3 separate regions of the Mus musculus genome follow, and all the other regions are linked to region 1. A link is a loop called in an ENCODE intact Hi-C map of the cell type or tissue named here. Cell type or tissue: heart. All regions are shown on one strand.

Region 1 (2,500 bases):
ACTCACTCTGTAGACCAGGCTGGCCTTGAACTCAGAGATCTGCCTGCCTCTGCCTCCCAAGTGCTGGGATTAAAGGCGTGCACCACTACGCCCGGCTTGTGCTTTGTTTTTGTGGTCGCTCTATGAGGGCTTGAACCCAGACTCTCACACATGGCAAGCAAGCACTCTACAGCTCTATCTGTAGCCCTCTCTTTAAGTTACTTTTATATTTATTTGTTTATTTAGGGGTGTTGTGCCTGCATGTATGTCTGTGCATTACCTGTGTGCAAACCAGAGAGTGTCAGATTCCCTGGAACTGGAGTTACAGACGGGTGTGGGCCATATACCATAGATGCGTGAAATAAAACCCAGGTCCTCTGGCAGAACAGCACGTGATCTTAACTGCTGGTCCATCTCTTCACACACACACACACCCCCAACCCTGTATCCCCAACTCCCACCCCTGCAGACTTCTTTTTTCTGTCTTTTGTGGAGGCAGACCTCCCCCAACCCTGTATACCTAACCCGAAACCCTGCAGCCCTCTTTTTACGTCTTATTTTGAGGGAGAGTCTCCTAAGTTGTCCAGGCTGGCTTTGAGTTCCCTTTGTAGCCCGGATAGACCTTACACTTGAAATCTTCAGCTTCCCATATAGCGGGGAGTACAGCTACACCACCAGGCCAGGCTTTGAATACTGCAGTTTTTACGACCCACAAATTCCCAAAGAATTACAAACTTGAATAAGGTCACAGGAGAACACCGTGGGAAGATGTGTCCTAGGAAGGCCTGGTCTGACTCCTCCCTACTCCCTCAAGGGAAAGCTCTCTATAAAGCATCGCCCCAGTTGTGGGTGAGCCTGGGACAATGTTCCCACCTCCGCTACATGTAACTAGATAAGGGTAGCAAGAAAAGGTTGTTTGTTTAGAGGACGGATTGCTGGGGCCCAGGTCAGTCTGGGAGAAAGGGGATGATGGCTGAGGTCGCTCCAGATAGTGTCCAGTTGGTCCTTAAGGAACCGGATTCGATCGTCCAGGCTGCGCTGCTGTGACAGGATCCTGGCCTTGGAGGCCAGCAGCACACAATAGGAGCGCAGATGCTCTGCGGGCAGCTCCCGCTCCAACACCTGACGCAGGGTTTGCTCCCGCCGAGCCACGTGCTCCTTCAGCTCCTTAGCTTCTTCTTGCTGTCGCTGCAGAAGTTGGAGTCGCTGCAGCAGAGAGGCCTGGAACCACCGGGAGAGGGCGCAGTGAACACCGTTGCTTCCCGGATGATCCGGGCGGTAGAAGGAAGGCCCCTCCAAACCCTGCTCTTCCCCCAACCTCAACCTATTTTACCCTCTCATCAGGGTCGCTGTTTGAGCCCGCCCTAGCCAAGGCGAGGTTTACACGGACCAGGCGACTGCCTAGCAGCAGCAGCAGACCAAGCACACGCTCTAGATCAGTCATGAACCGGCGGAACCGTTCCAGCTCCCGGGGTGTACAGGCCTGGCTCACAGCAGCCTCTAGAGCTCCGTTGCGTTGGGTCCAGTCTGCGGCGGTCCCCCGCAGTCGCTCCTGCTCAGCGTGAAGATCCTGCAGCATCTTTTGGAGGAGGCGGGCTAGTTCCACCTACCGGGAGGGCCTAAGTATTCAAAAACTGGGCCAAGTCTGGATTTCTCCAACCAGACACTAAGCCGCGGCCCCACCCAGCTTCCATCCCCCTACCCACCCCACCCCTTCCCCCACTCACTTTCTTGGCCTGGGTGCTGTTTCCTTCTGGGAATTCCTGGCCACTTGATTGGTCAGGGTCGGGGGTAGAGTTTTCAGACCTTGATGCCTCTTGGGAAGTCTGCAGGTCCTGCGTGAGGTGGTGTCCACAAGACCTGAGGACAAAGCCAAAGTTCTCTGAATCTTTCTGCCTTAGACTGCAGATACTCAGAATCAGGAGTCCTTAATGCTCACCCTTCCTCCGATGCGCCAGCAGCCTTCTCTCCCATCTCCTCAAGGGCTGGCCTCATCGCACTTCGGATCTCTTCGACAGGAAAAAGCCCATCCAGCAGGCCCTGCGGTGGCTCTGGACCGGGCTGGGCGGCAAGAGTACGGCTCAAAGAGGGATCCAGTCTGGCCAGCTCTTGAACCAGCGCCTCAAAATGCCGACTAGGCCAAGTAGTCTTGGAATCAAACTGGCCCCAAGTCAGGGAAGTGTGGTGAGGGGACCCTGGAGTCTCAGAGTCTGAAGGTCTCAAGACATCGACTGGGGGAGGCTTGAGGGGTTTTTTCTCTGTAGCTGCAGAGGGGTCAGTGGTCCCATTAGTGTCAAAGGTTGGGATGTCGTCATTTGTAGTCTCTGGAATGCTTGTGGGTCTGGAGAGATCCACAGAGCCGTTCACCGCTTGCCCACAGTCCTCTGTACCCGTGATCCCTGGAGTCTCATGGAGGGGTCTCTCTGCTGAAACTGCAATCTGACCAGCTTTTTTGCTTAAGTCGTTTTCATACTGCCGGTAGGAGGTGCTGGAAGTAGACGGGATACTGAATCAGAAAAGG
Region 2 (2,500 bases), 100 kb before region 1:
TACAGAGGACCTTACAGAGGACCTGGGCTGAGTTTCCAGCACCCACATGGCAGCTTACTACTGCTTTTAACTTCAGTTCCAAATAATTCCATGCACTCTTCTTCCTTCCCCTGGCACGTGGTGCACATACATACATACATGCAAACACTCATACACATAAAATAAAAATTGAATTAAAAACACCTAGCACAACCTTACCGCCTGCATAGTTAACATATATACGGCTAGTGCGCAATCTTTGTTGAATATTCATTATTCAATAAAGCAATAAATATAAACAAACACTGAGCATTTTGTGCTAAATGTCAAGCCCTGTCCTTCAAGTGTCCTGTGCATTAATTTATTTTGCCTTGATAAAAACCCCAAGAAGGAAAGTTTAAATGTGTAGGAACTAAGGGCCCAGACGCTGTAAATAACCATCGAAGGCCCCATAACCAATATATAATCTACCATGGCTCAAGTCTTCTCCAATGGGACTTACAACCACCCCCTTATTATGGCACGATAACAATCCGTGAAATCCTAGGAGGTAACCAAATCGCCACCGCATACTCGCACAAAGACACCTACAGGTTACATTCTGCACCATAAGCTAAGGTGCCCGCTCGGAATGACAGCTTATACCCAGGGAAGTAGGGGGCCAGAGCGTAGACTCTGGGGTTCCGAGCATCCGCAAGACCATGGTGGCCACGCGCAGCCACCAAGCCTCCACTGTCCGCGCGGTGCTTTTCTGTCTGGCAGAGCAGGCCTGGCGAGATGCAACGCGTTCCGGGGCAACTGGGCGGGTCCCGAGCGGCCCCCGATGCGTCCGGACCCCAGCCCCGCCGCCCCACCGCCCTTCTCCTCCAAGGCCTCCCGGCCTGGCCACCCTGCCCCGCCCGCCGCGCGCTTCTATGGCAACGGCCGCGCCCCCGAGCAGGGCCGACACGATGAGCCGAAGCCCCCGTGGCCGACTGTCCATCCTCACCGGCATGGTGGCCGCGTCCGGTGCTCCGCCAACGTCCCCACTCCGGATGCAGCCCAACAACACCGGGTTTGGGGGCGAGGCTGGCCACAGGCGACCGCAACACCTTAGCGCTCCAGAGACTGCGGCTCACACAGCTACAGAGGGCAGTGCGCAGGCGCACTCTGAGCTCGCCCCGCCCAATCTCGGGTGTCCTGGGCTCTTGAAGTACGCATGCGCAAGGCCTTTCCGCGTCCATCTCCATGGACGCTAGACTGGGGCAACGCCTGCGGGGTGCTGCCATCGCTCTGCTCTGTAAAGCTGGTTCATGTTGAGGCCACCAGGACATCTGACCCGCTCAGACTGCCAGGAGCTTCCGGCGCTGGCAGTGTCCCAAATATTGAAAACAACAGTGGACAATAGCGTACCAGATTCTGATGACTCCTTATTTTATGAGGAATATCAGGGGTTGGGTTCTGTTTATCTCTACTATCTGTCTGCACCAAAAGTTTGAATGAACAGGACCCTGATCCAGCCATATGAGGAGAGAGCGGAGACCAAGGAGACCAACAGGCCAGGAAGGTAAAGGGGGAAAAAAAGTGAAAATGACCAGCAGAGTCAAAATGGATGGATTATATAGGGAAGGACCCCAGAAGGGCAGCTCAGCACCTGGGCCGGAAGGTTCACGGGGTGGACTATGCCAGCCAACCCTGTAACAGGTAGGGACTGAGGGATGCTGGGAGCATCCAGGTCTGCTTTAATATGTGAAAAAGGCACCTCAACCATTTGTTGGGAGTTTGAGACCTAACTCAAAGGAGAAGCTCCGTCTAAATAGCCATTTGCCCAACAGAACTGCTTAGGGTTTCTCAGTTATGGGAGAGTTTGTTTTGTTTTTGGTTTGTCTTGGGGGGGGGGGTTTCTCACTGGATAGACCAGGATGACCTTGAGCTCACAGAGATCTTTTGACTCACGAGTGCTGGCATTAAAGGCATCTTCATCACACCCGGAAGTTATAGGAGAGTTTAAGTTGCAAGTAATTATAAAGTGTGTTCTGTGTTAACATTCAAAATGTTCATCTTGGGTCTGAAGAACTGGCTCAGCAGTTAAGAATGCATACTGATCTTGCAAAGGGCTGGAGTTAGGGTCCCAGCACTCAGGTCAGGCATTCACAACTGCAGCTCTAGGGGAATCCCATGCCCTCTTTTGGTCTCTGTGGGAACTGTACTCACATGCATATATCCACTCATAGAGACACACATATACTTAATTGTAAAAAAGTCTTCTTTTGCTGGGCAGTGGTGGCGCACCCCTTTAATCCCAGCACTTGGGAGGCAGAGGCAGGCGGATTTCTGAGTTTAAGGGCAGCCTGGTTGACAGAGTGAGTTCCAGGACAGCCATGGTTACACAGAGAAGCCCTGTCTCAAAAAAAAAGAAAAAAAAAGTCTTCTTTCAAAACTTCCTCTTCAATACATCACAGTTAGTCTTGACTATTAGAAACATGTTTTGTATTACTTCTCAAAGATGCTGAGTAGGAGAAGGTAAAATACCCATTTCTTA
Region 3 (2,500 bases), 55 kb after region 1:
TGCCTACAGAGCCAGATGTAGCACTCTCAGCGACTTCTCCAACACCATGTCTGCTTGTGTGCCACCATGCTTCCTGTCATGATAAATTGCTGAACCTCTGAACTGTAAGCCAGCCCCAATCAAGTGGTTTCATTAGTAAGAGTTGCAGCAGTCATGGTGTCTGTTCACAGCAACAGAATCCTAACACAATACCTTAGGTAACTAGGTATATTTTAATAAGATGAACCACCTAGAGTATTATATCTAATACTAAACTTGAATCTAATCAATAGAAAGGAACTAAGAAAGATAAAATAACAAGTGTAATGGCAGCATGAGGAAGAAATGGTCATATGCAGAATGATATCGTCTATGATTCAGTTTCTTCAAACATCAATGGCATGGCCAAATAAGGGGGAGAGCTACTTACAAAATGCAGCATTTAGACCTTGCTTGAATACTATATAAAACAAATCCAACTCATCTATTTTCTTAATGGTTCTCTCTCTCTTACATTTATCTGTCTGTGGATGTGTCACAGTGTACTTGTGTTGAGTCAGAGGAAAACTGTGGAGTTTCTTCTCACCTTCCACCAAGTAGGTCCTGAGGCTTGAACTCAGGCTTTGTGGTAAGCATCTTTACCTACTGAGTCATCTTGCAGATCCAACTGCTATATTGTTTAAGGTGTATTTGAGACTACAGCAGAAAGTTGATCATAGACAAGGTACTACCCCGTGAGCTACTTCCAATATGCCAGAATAGAGAGGTATCTGTCTTATACCAAGAACTACTTCTAGTTTAGTTTGTGTCAGCATTACCACAAAAGCCGTTTGTCTATGTCCCTTCCCCCACATCAGTTCATCTGTTCCCCATCCTTCACGTTAGGGGGTCAAACCAGGGTCTTATGCATGCTGTGAAAGTAATCTAACAGGGAGGCATGCACAGCCCAAGGGAATTTTAACCACATCTAGTCATAGTTAGTATGCAGCTAAGCAAAGAATGTTATTAGCAAATTGATTATGATTGTCTTTAAACCACAAAATAAAGTAAGTGGTCTCCACATACTTAACTAAATTACAAATGTTTCTTTTAACTATTCTATTATCAAAGTTTATCCAGTGCCCAACAAACCTTTTTGTTCTTTGGAAAGCTGTTCAGCTTGGTCCCAAATTTCTGTGGCATAGAGGAAGTTAGATGTAACCTGGACATAGCTTGCTGCCATCTGGTGGATTTTCTGTGGAATGGTCACTGAAGAACCACTTGCTGAAGCACTACTTCCCCCAGAAGAGTAACTTCCAGAATTGCCTGGTGACAGTTTTGGAGAAACAGGGGAGGGCATCCCAACAGCTTTGCTACACACAAAGAGAAACAGGATACTTATTCACACACACATAGTGAATACTATGAAATTAGCATACTGTAGAATGGAAGTCACCTGGGCTCCTGTCTCAAAAGAACAAATTAAAAAGGACACAGCTCAGTGAGAGAGCACTTGTTACCATGCAAAAGGCTCTGGGTTTTACATCAGCCCTGGGTATGTAGACAAGGGAAAATAAGATGGACTGTCAACTCACATTAAAACAAAGACTCCATAGATGAACTGAGAAAATGAAAAAGTAAATCTAAGTTTGCAGGATGTTTGTTCCCCTTTCGGGTGTAGGCAAGAAGGGGTTAATGTGGAATGGAAGATATATCAAAACCAAGCCACTGTATTCTAGCAATGAAAGGTCTGAGTGAAGTTTAAACCATTGTAACAAACCTAAGTGACATGAAAATCAACCTGAGAAGACTCAAGGTACTGTTAAAAACTTAACTGGGGGGCTAGTGAGATGGCTCAGGGGTAAGGGTGCTTGCCACCAAGCCTGACAACATAAGAACATTTATGAACTTATATGGGAGGAGAGAGAAAGAAAACCAAACCAAAAGCCAACTCAGATGTCTGAGCTGTTGACATATCTCATTTCTAACCTCTCTTAAAATTCTTTATATTTAAAATTATTAAATTGGAAAGAATAATTTAAAAAGAAAGTACTTTTCTAGAGGCAAAACGTAGTAGGAAAGCGCTCCAAAGGCCCTGGATTCAATTCCAAACATCAAAAAAATAAAGTTTAAAACACCTTACTAGAGATTGTAATACTTTAAAATTAGCAACCATTCTGCTGTCCATTTCTACTCTGATCCACAAATAAGCTAATCAAAAATATATCAGAGAACAAAACTGTACCTACCTCCCCAAGCCGGGTGAAGGTGCTTGAGAATTACTGTAAGAATTCTGCATGGGAAAAAAAAAATATTTAACAGCAATATATATAACTTTTAAGGCATTCAGTATCTTCCAAAGTGTTTGGGCTAGGGTTGATCTTGAGAACTTTATTGAAAAAACTGGCTCCATAGGGAGTTTGAGGTCAGCTTAGACTAGATGAGACACTATCACAGAAAAGTAACATGACGGTAGAGATGGCTCAGTGGTTAAGAGCAACTGTTGCTCTTCCAGAGGTTCTGCCTTTAGATCCCAGCACCC

Evidence for each region. Peaks named below come from ENCODE experiments on the same cell type or tissue, not always from the same donor. Only the 100,000 strongest peaks of a DNase experiment are listed, where the experiment ranks them.
Region 2: it touches region 1 in a loop (2.7-fold over the local background); 12 of 42 quality-filtered maps call a loop at or near these places.
Region 3: it touches region 1 in a loop (2.3-fold over the local background); 5 of 42 quality-filtered maps call a loop at or near these places.

Annotation. Positions count from the first base shown.
Region 1 is chr11:53,465,463-53,467,962 of GRCm38, reverse strand. It overlaps Shroom1 (shroom family member 1), which reads right to left. Exons shown (of 8, transcript NM_027917.3): 5 at 1,919-2,467; 6 at 1,707-1,839; 7 at 1,313-1,585; 8 at 197-1,200. The coding sequence ends at 868. Among named protein-coding and RNA genes, the nearest start is that of Shroom1, 9.5 kb to the right of the region's middle. In heart, a CTCF peak has its summit at 1,205 (motif pointing right); a DNase peak (open chromatin) is centred at 1,212; H3K4me3 peaks cover 1,111 bases; H3K27ac peaks cover 889 bases; H3K27me3 peaks cover 1,993 bases.
Region 2 is chr11:53,565,999-53,568,498 of GRCm38, reverse strand. Kif3a (kinesin family member 3A) reads right to left here and starts at 1,130. Exons shown (of 18, transcript NM_008443.4): 1 at 968-1,130. The coding sequence starts at 973. A430108G06Rik (RIKEN cDNA A430108G06 gene) reads left to right here and starts at 1,186. Exons shown (of 2, transcript NR_168001.1): 1 at 1,186-1,662. In heart, no CTCF peak of the experiment used is centred here; a DNase peak (open chromatin) is centred at 1,138; H3K4me3 peaks cover 1,484 bases; H3K27ac peaks cover 1,426 bases.
Region 3 is chr11:53,410,667-53,413,166 of GRCm38, reverse strand. It overlaps Aff4 (AF4/FMR2 family, member 4), which reads right to left. Exons shown (of 21, transcript NM_033565.2): 19 at 2,208-2,251; 20 at 1,111-1,331. Among named protein-coding and RNA genes, the nearest start is that of Mir6920, 2.7 kb to the right of the region's middle. In heart, a CTCF peak has its summit at 1,205 (motif pointing left); no DNase peak of the experiment used is centred here.